Linked DNA regions of Homo sapiens: region 2 is linked to region 1. The links are chromatin loops, found by intact Hi-C in ENCODE. Cell type or tissue: CD14-positive monocyte. All regions are shown on one strand.

The links. Hi-C counts contacts between places; a loop is a spot of excess contacts. Peaks named below come from ENCODE experiments on the same cell type or tissue, not always from the same donor. Only the 100,000 strongest peaks of a DNase experiment are listed, where the experiment ranks them.
Region 2: a loop joins it to region 1, with 2.0 times the contacts of the local background. A loop is called at or near these places in 4 of 110 quality-filtered maps.

What each region holds. Positions count from the first base shown.
Region 1 is chr12:104,746,636-104,754,635 of GRCh38, reverse strand. The region is part of intron 2 of CHST11 (carbohydrate sulfotransferase 11); the gene reads right to left. Among named protein-coding and RNA genes, the nearest start is that of MIR3922, 160 kb to the right of the region's middle. RefSeq lists enhancers at 2,958-3,007, 2,997-3,574. In CD14-positive monocyte, no CTCF peak of the experiment used is centred here; DNase peaks (open chromatin) are centred at 1,565, 2,855, 4,385 and 5,605; H3K4me3 peaks cover 1,836 bases; H3K27ac peaks cover 6,326 bases.
Region 2 is chr12:104,459,542-104,467,541 of GRCh38, reverse strand. The region is part of intron 1 of CHST11 (carbohydrate sulfotransferase 11); the gene reads right to left. Among named protein-coding and RNA genes, the nearest start is that of CHST11, 6.6 kb to the right of the region's middle. RefSeq lists an enhancer at 4,557-4,606. In CD14-positive monocyte, no CTCF peak of the experiment used is centred here; DNase peaks (open chromatin) are centred at 3,961 and 4,391; H3K4me3 peaks cover 5,304 bases; H3K27ac peaks cover 6,379 bases.

The DNA of each region.
Region 1 (8,000 bases):
GTTCTTTGAATGGGGGCTGGCTGTGACTTGCTCTGATGAGTAGAATGAGGTAGAAGCAACGATGAACACGTTCTGAAGCCTATTAGGAAGCCCTGCAGTTCCTAGCCTTCACGCTGTTGGAACGCTGCCCTGAGACAGTCATGCTATGGAAAGACCTGTCCAGCCTCCTGGAGGATGAAGACTGGGGCACTGCAGACCAGCACCAACTGCCAGCCATCCACGGACCACAGTGATGTGAATGATCCCAGGTGAGACCAGCAGACCTGCCCGATTACCTACCCACAGAGCTGTGGCAGGTGACATATCAGTGCTGTGTTAAGCCACTAAGTTTTGGGGTGATTTGTTGCCCAGCAATAAATAACTGCAACAGGAGAGCTGAAAAACAGGAGAGCTGAGGGTCCTAGCCGGGATACGATGCTGAGACCCTCAGCCAGATTCCAGAGAAGCAAGGGCACCATATATATATTTTCGGGTTCCACTTGGTAAAACCAGCTTGGCCTGGAGTTTCCCAGCTTGGAAATAACTGGCAAATTACCGACCTCTGGTTATTCACAGACCAAATGCCACCACTCAACAAATTTATCCCCACTATAAAGGGCAGAGCAATAATCTATATGTGCAAAGAGGCCTGGGCTACTGAACCACGGATCCAGTTTGCATGTTATTATGACCCAAATATGGGGCCTGGGCCTTTCTTGGCCTTTGTTTCCTTGCCTATGCAAAGGAGATCCTCACTCCGATGCCTTGTTAGGCTGGTGTGAGGACTATAAGGTGTGTACTCCGTGGCCTGAACACAGTAGATACGCAATCAGTATTATTTCTTCCTTTCCTCCCTCTCTAGGCTGCCCCTGCCTTGCCTGTAGAAAGAGGCAGTTAGATTAGCTGACTGCCGGGGTCTTGGCCACCTTTAATGTTGGGTAGAGCCCAGTTTCTTCCAGGGTAGCCAACTGGTGGCCATGTATTCTTTTCTGGGTCCCACAGAGAATCTTCCAGAATATTCTTCCTTAGTGCCTGGGTATTGTTTTGTCTTGCTGAGATTTTGCCACAAAGGCTCAATGCCCAGTGGTCATGGGTCCCCATCAATCCAAATCTCCAGTGATGCTATTTTTTAGTTCTCCAAGTATAAGTGACACTAGGCATATGCCAAGAAATATCAAAAGCAAGCTGCAGAATTTTCTAATTTTCCCTCCTGCACAGTATATATCAGGATGATGATGACACCTAACACTGACTGGGTGAGTGCTCGTTGTGAGCCAGGTAATGCTCTTCATGCTTCACACTGACTAACTTCTTTAATGCAATCAGTAATAACGGAGATTATTAGGATCTCCATTTTACAGCTGAGGATCCGTCAGACGCACCAACACATGAATGAGAACGTGGAAAACGATTTGTGGAGCACTCCTTGTTCACTACCTTGAGGAGATTCTCCCAACATTTGTAAAGCTGTGGTGGTCTCGGCATTGCCTTCTGTCAACGAGGAAACAGGCTGAGACAGGCAAAGTGACTGCCCAAGGTGCCTCCTTCTAAGAGAAGCAGAACTGTGACTTGAGCCAGAGTGTGTGACTCAGATCTATGCTTGTCACACCATTCTGGCATGAAGTGTCTGCCTTATCAAATAGAGGTACCACAGAGCAGGAACTTTGTCTTTCCATAGCGATATCCCCGGTGCTTGCAAAAGTGCCAGCCCCATAGGAGATGCTCCATAAGTGTTGGTTGAGTGAATGAATGAATGAATGGCTTAATAATCTCTGTAGGGATACTTGATCTGTAAGCAGGAAGACCCCTCTAGTTAAAGAAATTTCTAGGCCAGGCGTGGTGGCTCAGGCCTGTAATCCCAGCACTTTGGGAGGCAGCAGCGGGCTAATTACTTGAGGTCAGGAGTGTGAGACCACCCTGGCCAACATGGCGAAACCCCATTTGTACTAAAAATACAAAAAATTAGCTGGGCGTGGTGGCGGGTGCCTGTGATCCCAGCTACTCGGGAGGCTGAGGCAGGAGAATTGCTAGAACTCAGGAGGCGGAGGTTGCAATGAGCCGCGATCGCGGCACTGCACTCCAGCCTGGGCGACAGAGTGAGACTCTGTCTCAAAAATACATAAATAAATAAATAAATAAATAAATAAATAAGTAAATAAATTTCCCAATTGTTTGTTGATTATCATAAAGTTCTTTCATAGAGCTGTACTGTGACAAATAATGTCCCTCCCAAATTCATGTCCACCCAGAACCTCAGAATGTGATTTGATATGGAAATAGGGTTTTTGCAGGTGTAATTAGTTAAGATGAGATGATACTGGATTAGGGTGGGCCCTGACCCAATGGGTGGTGTCCTTATAAGAAGAGAAAGCAGAGACACAGAGACACGCAGGGAGAATGCCACGTGAGGACAGAGTCGGAGACTGCAATGATGTGTCTCCAGGCCAAAAAATGCCAAGGACTGCCGGCCACCACCAGCAGCTGGGAAGAGGCAAGGAAGGATCCATTCCTCTGGAGCCTTCAGAGAGAGCATGCCCTGCCAACAGCTTGATTTCAGACTTCTGGCTTCCAGGACTGTGAGAGAATACATTTCCTTAGTTTTAAGCCACTCAGTTTGTGGTAATTTGTTATGATGGCCTCAGGAACCTAAAAGAGGAGGTCAATCATTCAAGTGATAACTTTGAGCAAGTTGGTACTAAACTATAAGTTTAAAGAGAAGATAACATCATATAAGAGGCTATTTTATATAGAAGAATAAGGACAGTGTATTAGGGTACTTGTAAAGTACAGTGAAGATAAGATTTGAAATAAGAAGGTCTGGGCTTGATCCTGGGCAAGAGCCTTACCCTTCTGAGTCTCAGTTCCTCTATTTGCAAAATGGGGATAGTACCACCTACCCCGCAGGGGTGGTGACTACAGCAAATAAGGTACATTTCAGCATTCAGTAAATAAGATCAACTCTAGTACAGGATTTGGACAAGGTATGGCACAAAACAGGTAGTTAATACGTAGGCATTCTTTTATCAAAGAAGAAAAAAGAAATCTGAAAAAGAACGCCTGGATAGGAATCTCAAAGACAAATTTCACCAGCTCTGTAATTTTGTTGCAGGTCAGCCCTAGGTCACTGGATTCAATTAATAATTATTTTGAATAGGAAAACTCTGACCTTTGCAATTCATGACTTCTTAGCCGATGTATTCATCACCCTAAGAGAAGCATTCATGGGCCTCTTGGGCTATTGAACAATGCCATTAAACAAAACCAAACCTGTGTTTAAAGGAAATGAAAGGACTAGGAAGGAAACAGGGCCCATCAATTCTGCCATTTGAATCACTAAGGACAATTCTGAAGGCAATAAGTTACTAAGATGAGCAGAGAAATAAGGGGATCTCCCCCTCATCACCCTCCCAACCTCTTTTGAGCTGGAGACAATTTTCTGGCCACCTGAATCCCCAGGGAGGTAGCATGCCAGTTAATACTGCATTCAGGACCACAAAGGCAGGAAAAATGGAAATGACACCAGCATATCATTTTACATTCAGTTGCAGAGGCGGAAAATAACTCAGTGGGGCTTTTAAACCTGGTATTTGAGGTTTCTTTCCCCTCCATTTCCTTCTTCTCCACAGCAGTTTAAGGGGCAAATGGTGCACCTGCCACAACAAGGCACACACAGTTTCCCCTCAGGAAGACTCTGGGGTAGGGGTCAAGAGAATGCTTCTCAAATCCAAGAGAGAAATTCACCTGGGCCTCTACTATTAATGTTTTTAAAAATACATTTTAATTGGTTTTTATAATTTTTTAATTTTAAAATAATTTCAGGTGACAGTAAGCACCTTGTCTCAAAAAATAAAAATATTTTCAGACTAGTGTTGATTTAAATTATTAAAAATAAAATGGTACTAAAATGTGCACAAGCCAGGCACGGTGGCTCACATCTGTAATCCCAACATTTAGGGAGGCTGAGGCGAGTGGATCACCTGAGGTCAGGAGTTCGAGACCAGCCTGGCCAACATGGTGAAACCCTGTCTCTACTAAAAATGCAAAAATTAGCCGGGCATGGTGGCAGACACCTGTACTCCCAGCTACTGGGGAGGCTGAGGCAGGGGAAAATCACTTGAACCCGGGAGGCAGAGGTTGCAGTGAGCCAAGATTGCACCATTGCACTCCGGCCTGGGTGACAGAGCGAGACTCAGTCTCAACAAAAAAAAAAAAAAAAAAAAAAAAAAAAGTGCAGAAATATAAAACCAGGTACACAACTACAAGTTCAAAACAAACATAAACATTCAAATGCACAACATTAACATGAGGGGTGATGTTTTACTGGAACTAAAGCCCTGCCTGAAACCACGCAGATGCTTGCTCACTGCTGTGGGTCAGGGTGTTTGGAGTAGAGCTTCCCTTTCTGTGCTGCATGAGGACTCGGTTTCCTTACCACTTCCTCATTCCTAGTTACTGTGAAACTCGGCACGCTGGAATCTCATTTGACCTTTACTTGGTAAAAGCTCATCATGTATATATTTTCCTTTTCTGCTCATTTCCAATTAGCCCAAGACAATAAAAATGGAGCTACACGGAACCACCAAGAACATCAATGAACACAGGCACCACGACTTCATATGGCAGAACTAGGTTATCCGGGGCAGACCTGATGATCCAGAAATGGATAATCATTTTTCAAAAGATTATCACCAAAATAAAAACACTCAATCAATAAAGTTCTTCTATGGAACTCTAGACTCCTGGGGGTTCTATCTGTGGACTTCTTGAACCTTGGTTTATGAAACCTGGAGTAAGGACAGCCCTGGACAGGCCAGACGGAAGAGAGGAATTCTTTGCCACCATGTCAAAATGGGGCAGGAGAGATTTCTGATGACAGCCTGGCTCCACCAGGGCTCAGAAGAGCTTTTGTAACTGTCATAACCCCTCAGCAACTAACACGTTCCCTGAGCACAGTTCCGGAACTACTGATGGGACCAACAGCTCTGGGGACATCAGGAAGACAAGAGAGTGAAGAAGACTCACTCATTAATGAAGAAAAACCCGTTCCCTCATAGTAAAAGAGAATGCCCAAATTTTCCAACCAAGTTTGATCAATTTTACAAAGAAAGGACTTGTTGATCTGACAATTATCTGAGCTGTGAGATCAATGTCTTTCTTCTTACATTCCCTTTCTCTCCCCTCTTCTTGTTTGCTTTCTCAAAAGGTTTTGAAGAGACCATAACAAAGGACATATGTGCAGTATGAAATAAAAATAGAAAAAAAATATTCTATGAGGGCTGGGATTTAGAATCTCAATTGGCTGTGGGCTTCCTAGCAGCAAGGACAAAAGGGGAAATATGATTAAATCTTCTTGCTCTAGTTATCAGAAAAGAGAAACATTCCAGTTGTTTGGAGAGGAACATGCACAAGATTTCAAAGGACTCGGAAAATTCAGTGCAGGAGGGAGATTCTTGGATTCAGTTTGCCTGTGTTGGGGTATTTGGAGGGTTGCTTTCTTCAGCTGACTGAATAATGCCACGATTCACTTCCACCTAAGGTCAACAGAAAGCTTCCTCATGTATGGAACACTTTCACACATACCACATCCCATTTAAGGAACCCGTTGGGACTCTTCCAGAGGCTGCAGAGCCTACTAAAAGAAAGTTTATATTTAGCCGACCAGTCCCTACTCCAACCATGCGTCATTCTCTCCTGGGCTGGCTACCCCTGAGTACTAATCATACTTCATGCCAGTGGTTCTCAAACTTGAGCCTACATGAACGTTATTACCTGGAGGGCTTGTGAGAACACAGCTTGCTGGGTTCTCCTCCCAGAATTTCTGACTCAGCAGGTCTGACAGGCCTGAGAACCTGCATTTCTAGCAAGCCCCCAAAGTGTTTGGGCCGCCATAATAAATACCACAGACCAGGTGGCTTAAACGACAGAGATTTATTTTTTCACAGTTCTGGAGGCTGGGATTTAAAGACTAAGGTGCCGGGTGGGGCTGGTGTTCCCTGAGGCTTCTCTCTTTGGCCTGTAGATGTGCCTTGCTTGCTGCCTTCTCACACGGCCATCTCTCCCCCGACTCCACTCCCCAGGTGTCTCTTCCTCTTAATCTCCCCCCTCCCCCCTCCAGCCCCCACCGGGCATGCGCTCCAGGTGTCTCTGCCTCTAATAAGGACACCAGTCAGACTGGATCAGGGCCCCACTCAAAAGTCCTCATTTTCCCTCAATCCCCCATTTAACAGTCCTTTCTCCAAATACAGTCACCTCTGGAAGTCCTGGGTGTTGAGAATTCAACGTATGAATTTGGGAGGGACACAATTCGACCCCTATAACACCAGGAGATGCTGATGCCGCTGGACTAGGAACCAAACTTTGAGAACCACAGCTTTATACTATTTGGAAATGACTGTAATCTAATGTCTTTCACCAATTCACAGCTATACTTAATTACAAAACACAGAACCCAGGTTCGCCATCTGCTGCCGACAGACTCCTAGATCCACCCCCAGCCCCAGCCTCCAACTCCCTTCATCTCGCTTTGATCTCTCAAAAGTATAAATTAGGTCAGAGGAGGGCTGATTCTAGGAAACCGTGAACATGGCTCCGGGCTCTGGGCTGTGTCCTGCATTCTCGTTTAGATGTCTATTTTTAATTTGGACATTTATAAAAGGCAACCATAATTAGTTTAAGTAACAAATTTAGGGACTGTTTGAAAAAGTCTTTAAAATTTTACTACGTTTCATCTTAAAAGGAAGAGCTGGTTTCCCTTAAATTAAAACATTACTGCAGCGTTTGCAATTTCCCTCAGACACAAGAACCCAAACAGGAGGAAGAGAGGTCGCCCCCTTTGACTGTCTCGGGGTGGGCAGAGTCGGGGGACATGCAGGCAAATAGACCCAGAGAAACAGGTACATTTGGAAGCATTAAGTGACTGAGGGTTTTCTGAATCTGCCTTTAACAACTGTTAGCTTGGGTCTAGCCTCAGTTTCTCCACTTAAAAATCTGAATGCAAAACCCCTCTCAGCATGTCAGTTGTGCTGCCATCATCTTTCTGTTTCAGAATTGGGGGAGGGGGAGGAGCACCTGATGAGCTGATTTGCTCTGATTATATGACGTTTCTTTCTGGCAGAGGAATTACTAAACTCTCATGAAAAGGGCTAGTCATGAGGAATCACCGAAGACACCACATCCACAGCAAAAAAAGGGTCACATATTTATACTAGCTACCATATATTGAGCACTTACTATGTACCAGCTACTGTTGATCTTCACACTCTATGAGGTAGGTATCATTAGTATTTTCAACTTGTGGATAAGGAAACAGGCACAGGGAGAATAATTAACTTGCTCAAGCTCAGGGAGCTAGGAACCGGGTCTGGGGTTCGAGTCCAGGCAGACTGTGGTCTGAGACCCTGCATGGTGCAGCCTCCTGGGGTCTGGAGACCCACCCGGGAGTTATCGGCTCCCGGGCAGCCGCTGGAGGCGTGGGTCTCAACCCTAGCAGCTCACTGGGATCATAGGAGAGCTTTAAACACTGAGGACTGAGTCCCACCCCAGAGATCTGTTATATTTAATTGCTCCTGGAAATCTGAGGCTGCCCGGGTGGGACTCCACTATTTCAGGGGCTCCAATGCCAGGAGCTATAAGCTAAAGCAAAGAACTGGACTGGAGTGGTGACCGGCATATGATCTTGGGCCAGTTTCACCTTCCTGGTCCTCAGGTTTAAGATAGGGGACTTTTCATTCAGTAGAGCCAGGGGTCAAAGGTCTAGAAGGTCACAGGTCTCAGACATCTTTGGGTGCATTTTAGGGGAAGCACTAAGAATTACATAATGCTCAAAACCTCTTAGGTTTAGAAAAGAAAGGAGAAAAATATTGGGCCTTTAAAGAAACGATCTGGTCTGGACCTGGTACAAAACGTAAAGGGTTTAGGAAAGAAGTGGCTTCATGTTAACTGACATTAACGTTGTCAGGGAAATTGGTTTCTCTGGATTGTAACTTGTCACTAGGGAAGCACCTGTTTGACTGCAAGGAACA
Region 2 (8,000 bases), 290 kb after region 1:
TACAGCTTATCTAAAGCCAAACTAAGCCTCCACCACCGCTAGAACTGGCACCAGGTTAACACTGTACTTTTACCCAGAGTTGACAATGGCAGGTTTGACAATAACCAATGACATTCAAGGCAGGTCTAGTCCTGGAGTTCCAAAATCCTAGTGGACACTGTGCCACAAAAGGGGTCCGGGAAGGAAACATCAGACTTCCCATTTTTTGTTCATCTAGACACCAGACCTTCCATTTTCAGTTAACCTAAAAAAATTTTAACTATATCAAGAATACAAATGGCCACAAACAACTCCATCTAACCTGTCATATCAAATTACATGTCAGTTATGAAACTCAGGCAGGTATCCTCAACCACAAAATGAACTGGAGTGACCACCTCAATAATTCCACCATTCTCAGCATATTTCAATGAATAACCATTTACAACTGAATCATAAGTAAATTTACAGATTATATTATCTACTTTTAACTATCCTATTCCTCACAAAATAGAACTGAGGCCTAAAGAGATCCCAGCCAAGAAACCACAACTTGAAGATAATTGTCACAATCCAGGCACACAAGAAAATGGCATTCCTCCCTCTTGAGTACTAGCTCTCCATTGTATCTTTGTGGACAACATTACAAGGTCAAAAGGATGAAAGAATCAGAATTGATAAAGAGTCAGCCAACGGAATTATCCAACAGATAACGACATAGGGGTTTGCAGTCACTAGTCAGAAAGGATCCTATCCTAGATATGTAGATAATGGTAGTAATATGCAGAAATTATTTATAAACAAAATATATTGAGGGATGGCTGCTCAAATATGTTTTACCAATAGGGTGTGGTGAGTATTGTGATTATTTGCTCATCGTTCATTCTACCCTCCTTCTAGAAAGCTTTCTAGCCTGCAGAGGCTGGTAATTGAAAAGCTGTATTTCCCAGGCTTCTTTGAAGCTAAGGTTCTAGATGTGAATTTGGCTCTCCCAAATAGAAGCACTCACTTGAGATTTAGAAAGCAGATGTGGGGCAGAGAGGCCATCTTCTTGCCTTTGGGGCTGTTTGGCCGCTGGCAAGCATGGAGATGGGGTCACGAGGGTTTTTTGCAACAGCATTATAGGGTCCACTCTCCGGCTTTGCCATCAATTTGTTCTTGAACTCAATAGTTCCAGACACAGTATCAGAGGGTGTAGCACCCCTAGTGAGTCAGTTTTGTTTTTTGTTTTTTGTTTTTTTTGAACAGCCATGCCAACATACGTTTGTTTATTAATTATTATATAAACTACTACCATTAGCTGGGAGACATTCCTGGAGCCCCATTCCTCCAGCCCCCTTATGCCTCTATAAGCACAAAATTCCCTCTAGTAAATATCTTTCTGCTTAAAATACCTAGACTGGTGCTGGACACGGTGGCTTATGCCTGTAATCCTAGCATTTTGGGAGGCCGTGGCGGGCAGATCACCTGAGGTCAGGAGTTCGAGACCAGCCTGGCCAACATGGTGAAACCCTGTCTCTACTAAAAATACAAAAATTGGCTGGGCGTGATGGCGGGCACCTGTAATCCCAGCTACTTAGAAGGCTGAGGCAGGAGAATCGCTTGAACCCAGGAGGCAGAGGAGCCAGACGGTGCCACTACATTCCAGCCTGGGCGACAGAGTGAGACTCTGTCTCAAAAAAAAAAATTAAATTAAATTAAAAAATAAAATATCTAGACTGATTTCTATTTCCTGCCCTGAAACACAGCAGAACAGAAGCAAAGAGATTTGGGAGACAAAGGGACTAGACCACAGCAGATGCTGTTTGTACATGACAATCCAACCTGGCTCCTCCTTCTGAGTTCTGCGCACATGGATTGGGTGGTGACCGAGGTGGAAAGGCTTATCTTTGAGAATCAATTATTTACTCTTTAAATGTTTCCTAGGCACCTCTGGGCCAGGGTCAGAGGCTATAAAGATGAACCTGACAGAATCCATGCCTTGCTATGTCAAAAGAGGAAGATGTACAAAAAAACAAACAACCACAGTACATTTCTAAAAGGGCCAGAAAAGAGAAATGACAAAGTCATGACAGCTCAGTAGCCTTGAAAGAAACAAAAATCCACATTGGTGATACTTTCCCTGGGCAATGTTTATGTCTATTTCTAGATGAACTTCCAGGTTCAAGCCTCAAGTTAAATCACTTACTTCCCACCCTCCCCATTCTAACTCTTAACCAACCTCATCGTTAATCAGACAAATACTAACTACAAGCCCTGGGCTCTGAAAATAAGTGCCAGGCAAAGTTAAAAAGACTTGGACAGACTGCATGCCAGTCTGGCCATTGAGAAGCAAGTACTCAAGACTAACCAGGTACTTTTGAGCCCTCAGACTCTGCATCTTGGAGGAATGCCATTTTTCATCACTTACTGAGGTTATGAAGTGTGCCACAGTTTACATAAAGTACTTTCACAATTTACAGAGGTGGCCTCAGAAGGCATCCATGGTGAAGGCACACTGCTATTTGATGGAACACTAAGAAACGAAACAGTTGCTCGTTAAAGGGCAGCACGGTGCTGAGATGCCATCAATCACAACACAAATTGCATAATCACTAAAATGTGAAAAAAATATGTTCTGGAATCAATAATACACAATAATTTATGGGGATAGGACATGGGAGACCCCAGACTAGGACTCGGGTCTTCCACTCCCAGAGCGCTGATCCATTTCATCGTTTTATTTTTATTGAGTGCTGATTTAAGTCTGGCACTTTTTCTGGATATTTTTATTAACAAATGCCACCGATTGCACCCTGAAGATATTACGAATTTCCCACTACAAGCTCAGTCAAAATTTTTCTCAAATCTCTTTTTCAGATCTCTTCATTACTGCTTTAAAAATTGGAAATGGGACTGGGTGTGTGGCACACCTGTAAGTCCCAGCTGCTTGGGAGGCTGATGATGTAGGAGGATCCCTTGAGCCCAGGAGTTCGAGGATGCAGTGAGCCGTGATCTCACCACTACACTCCAACCTGGGCAATAGAGCAAGGCCCTGTTTTTAAAAATAAAGATAAATTTTAAAAAATTGAAAAAGGAGATGGTCTAGTTGGGGGTCAAGGGGGAGCAGGTGGTAGAGGGGAGATGGGACTTATATGGTGACCACTTAACCAAAGTACACTACCGGCTGCCCAAAGATGAGCACAAATGTGCAAGTAGAGCTGGGCACAGTGACTCACACCTCTACCAGCACTTTGGGAGGCCGAGGAGGGTGGATCACTTAAGGTCAGGAGTTCAAGACCAGCTTGGCCAACATGGCAAAACCCAGTATCTATTAAAAATGCAAAAATTAGCCAGGTGTGGTGGTGCATGCCTGTAATCCCAGCTACTCAGGAGGCTGAGGCAGGAGAATTGCTTGGGCCCAGGAGGCAGAGGTTGCAGTGAGCCCAGATTGCACCACTGCACTCCAGCCTAGGTGACAGAGCAAGACTCCACCTCAAAAAAAAAAAAAAAAAAGTGCAAGTAGGAGACTTCATTTTCAATCTTGCTACATTGCTTCCACCCTTATTCCTTGCCTCCCTGCCCCAAGAGACCTCTGCTCAAGCTTCTGCAGCGCTTCCCTCCCATCTACAGTTAAACCCAAGGCTCAAAACAATTGTCTCTCTCCGACTTGTCTCTCCCCACTGTGGTTGTTGGCTGCCTCCGTCCCTCTGCTCTGGGCACTCTGACCACCTTGCCATGCGTGTTCTTGCCTCAGGGACCAGATTTGACTTGTGTTGCTCTCTGCCTGGAACATGGCCGGCTCCTTCATTTCCTGCAGGTGTCTGCTCTCAGTGTCATCTTATCAATGACATTCCCTAATTACCTCTATATTATATTGCAACCCCTGCCTCTCACACCCCTCAACCATCTTCTCTGTTTTGTTTTTCTCTTAACACCATCTGATATACCATATATGTCACTTCTGCATTTGCTTAAAGTCTGTCCGCCCCACTAGAATCTAAGTTCCATGAAGGCAGAGATGTATGTATGTGTTACATCTCCAGTGCCAAGAACAGTATCTGGCACAGAGTAGAAGAAAGGAAAAGAGAGAGAGACAGACAGACAGGGGGCTGGGGAGGAGGAGAACAAGTCTGCTTGTAAGTTTCAATCACTCACATTGGATCTAAGATGCATCAAATTACAAGTTCTAGGAAATTTTAACTGACAGATCAGATTGTTCATAGGAAGAACTGCCTCCCCTTTTATTTGTTATAAAGGTGGTGTCCCAAAAATTCAAAAGAAAAACTAAAAAGAAAAAAAAATGAATCAGCAGAATGACTTCTGGTTTTCCTCAGAGTCTGAACTTAGAAGAGGCCTGCTGGCAATGACTTTCATGAGAGCCTTTTTCACTTGACCTCCAGACTAAAGAGAGGTCCTTTTGGTGGGTTTAAGAAGGGAAAGGGTGGTGCCTTTGCTTATGAGCCTTTGACTTCCTGTTTTGAAATGACTGTGCTGATAAAGCTATGAACAAAATGATCTTTCAACCAGACAAATACTGACAGCAGATACCTCTGCTGAAGGATGGATTCCCTCACCCCTCACCCCACGGAAACCCCCAAACCACCCTTTCTGTGGTGCCTGATCACCCCTTTTTATTTTGGAAGGCAATGAAAATGAGGACTGTAACAATCAAAGGAGATCACCTACATCTGTCTCATCTGAGCACAGCAATGAAAATGCTCCATCGAGGTGCAAACATTTAAATGATCAAGGAGAGACCCCATGCTAAAAATGTCTTCTCCTTCAGTTATTTTTTTACTTGTTAATTTTTATAGGTACATAGTAGTTGTATATATTTATGGGGTACATGAGATCCTTCAGTGATTCAATGCTGTTTTCAGAATTCATAACAGTCTCATATTTGAGACCCTCTTGACACCTTTTCAATGGAAGTTTCAGGTGTATAACATAAGAACAGCCCCTACAAATTGGTAAGACTCCAAACTATTCCATGTATAAGCAAAAAGATTCTGTAACGTAACATTAAATTTGTGCAACCACAGCAAAAAAAATAATACCAGACTGACATCCTGCAAAGGGGTAGGGTGGGAGGTGGAGACACATGCAAGTCTATACATTTAAACAGTTATGGTTAAACTTTGTCTTTAACTTTAATAACTAGTTGTGACAATGATGTATTTGTCTAAAATACTTATTATCAAACAGGATACAAAATGCATGATGTTATCTCAACTATGTATATGCATTTTGCATAGTTGAGAAAAATACAGAATATATAAATATATATAAATATATTCTATAATATATTTTTAAAGTACCAGTTGCCTCTTGGTGGTGGAATAATGATTGTTTTTCTTCTATACCTCCTAAATTTTCTTTTTTTCTTTTCTTTTTCTTTTTTTTTTTTTTTTTTGAGATGGTGTTTAACTCTTGTTGCCCAGGATGGAATGCAATGGCACAATCTCAGCTCACTGCAACCTCCGCCTCCCTGGTTCAAGTGATTCTGCTGCCTCAGCCTCCCAAGTAGCTGGGATTACAGGCGTGCACCACCACGCCCGGCTAATTTTTTTTGTATTTTTAGTAGAGACGGGGATTCACCATGTTGGTCAGGTTGGTCTCAAACTCCCAACCTCAGGTGATCCACCTGCCTTGGACTCCCAAAGTGCTGGGATTACAGGTGTGAGCCATCGCACCTGGCCACCTCCTAAATTTTCTAAAATGAGCACATGTTATGTTTACAATTCGTTTAAAATTATAATACAAAATGCATTTTAGGTTCAACCTGATCAAGTGAAAGTGCAAGGGGGTAAAATGAGACATCTTTAAATAAAGGATATAATCTTTCAATACATTCAACCGAGGCAAAGAAATCCCAGGTGACAGTGAAAATAAACATTTTGCAAAAATAAAAATAATAGAGAGGAAGCAGACAGGAGAGAAAAGGCTTTCTCCTCTGAAGGCTTCTTTCTATGAACAGTAGATTTCAAACAAAAACCACAATCCTATGGAGTAACACAAAAGGAAGGTTCTGAAGAGCTGCCTTTACACACTCTGTGCCAATGCAGCCTGGGGGGCCTCTCAGCTTTGCACTGCATGACACAGCTCCATCAAAACCCAGCCATCTGGGGCAGGTATGCAAGACATTTTAATGCAAGCTGATGAACTTGCATAGGAAGCATTCATTGGTGAACTCAAACCTGTGTAGAAATCACAGGTATATGGTTCCATTCTCCCTAGCTTTAGGAATAGTTCACGGCCATAGAAGGTGTCTGTTCTATGGATGGATTTCCTTAGAATCCATCTAAGTGGCTAAACAAGACCAACCTTCTCCAGAATCCAGGACACAGAGCAGTGCCTCAGCTGCCTACACCTCACGGGCTGCAAATTTAGGTCACGGTGAAAGCTCCTGTCTGGCGCCTGATTAGTTTAAACTGGGTCCGTGTCACAGTTCAGGAAGGCAGGAAGTTTCCCCACCAGACAGAGCCAGAGTTATTGACCAGGCATTCTTGGCAAGGCTAGAAGTGACCTTCCTGAAAACCAGAGAAGTGGGTCTACTTCTGGAGTTTAACCACTTCATGCATTCATCCAGCAAACATTCTATTGAGAACCCACTGTTGTCAGACACCGTGCAAAAAACATCGGGATTAAAATGGAGTCTAAAACCTGGTCCTTGCCCTATAAAATATTCTTAAGGAAGACTATTAACTCAGAGTATCAAAAACTTCTAAATGTAACTATCCTACTGACAAGGCCCACTTCTGCTAAACCCTTGTGCAACTGATGACCAATTACTCAAATTTGCAAATTAATCAATTCTATGAATTAGAAAAGATAATGGGCCCCAGATTAGAATCAGAGAGAGGGACAGCCAGCCTTGCCAGCTGTCTCCTTTTTGTCTCTTTTTTTTTTTTTTTTTTGAGACACAGTTTCACTCTGTCGCCCAGGCTGGAGTGCAGTGGTGCCATCTTAGCTCACAGCAACCTCTGCCTCCTGGGTTCATGCTATTCTCATGCCTCAGCCTCCGGAGTTCCTGGGATTACAGGCGTGTGCCACCACACCCAGCTAATTTTTGTATTTTTAGTAGAGATGTGGTTTCGCCATGTTGGCCAGGCTGGTCTCGAACTCCTGAGCTCAAGTGATGCACCCGCCTCAGCCTCCCAAGGTGCTGGGATTCCAGGTATGAGCCACCGCGCCCTGCCTTCCTTTTTTTCTTTCTCTCCCTCCTCTCATACCCTCCAGCCACCAACGAAGCCTGGAACCCATTGCTTTTGCAATACTATTTTTCTATTTCACATGTAGGTATCTGGAACCCCTGCCAGAGGCCTCCAAATTTTTAGCTACACAATCCGTGCCATGCTGTGGTCCCTTCTGCCTCTCCCAGGGTGATCTGGAGAGACAGAAACTGCAGAGCCAGGCTGAAGGATCAGCTCTCCTTACCCCCAAGATACTTCAGAGAAGCAAGGATCTTTAACTTTTAAAGAAATTCAAACCAGTGAAAGAGATTCCACATCAGTGGTCATTAACAGTGTAGCTTAATAAAATGAACCCCTCAAAAAGAAAATGTTTAATGTAGATTTGAAAGTATATTTTTATGCCCCGTGTAATGATAAACTGTTGACACAGAGCTTTTGTGGACTGTAAGTAATCTGAAATAAGGAAGGCCTTTCAACTGAACTATCTGTAATTCTACATTCAACACAATGTTTTGAAAGTAGTATTTGCTATGGACTGGAGGGAAATATCAGAAAAGTATATTTATAGAGATCTAAATAATAAACAATGGGAGAAAATAGGACTAGAGGGGGACATAAAGGATGGGGCAGGATCATCGACAGAGGATCTTTTTCAGCACAAGCTTAGAAAAGGTTCTCTGCCTCTTCCAAAAGGCTAGGCTGAAAAGATATGATGTCACTTTCAAGTCAACTTAAGACTAACAAGGGCTGGAAATTTTCACAAAGTGACAATTACAAGTTGGAAGTTTCTTTCTAGTATCTTTGGCTAGAAAGTTATTTCCCAATTCTCACAAAGAATTCCATGAC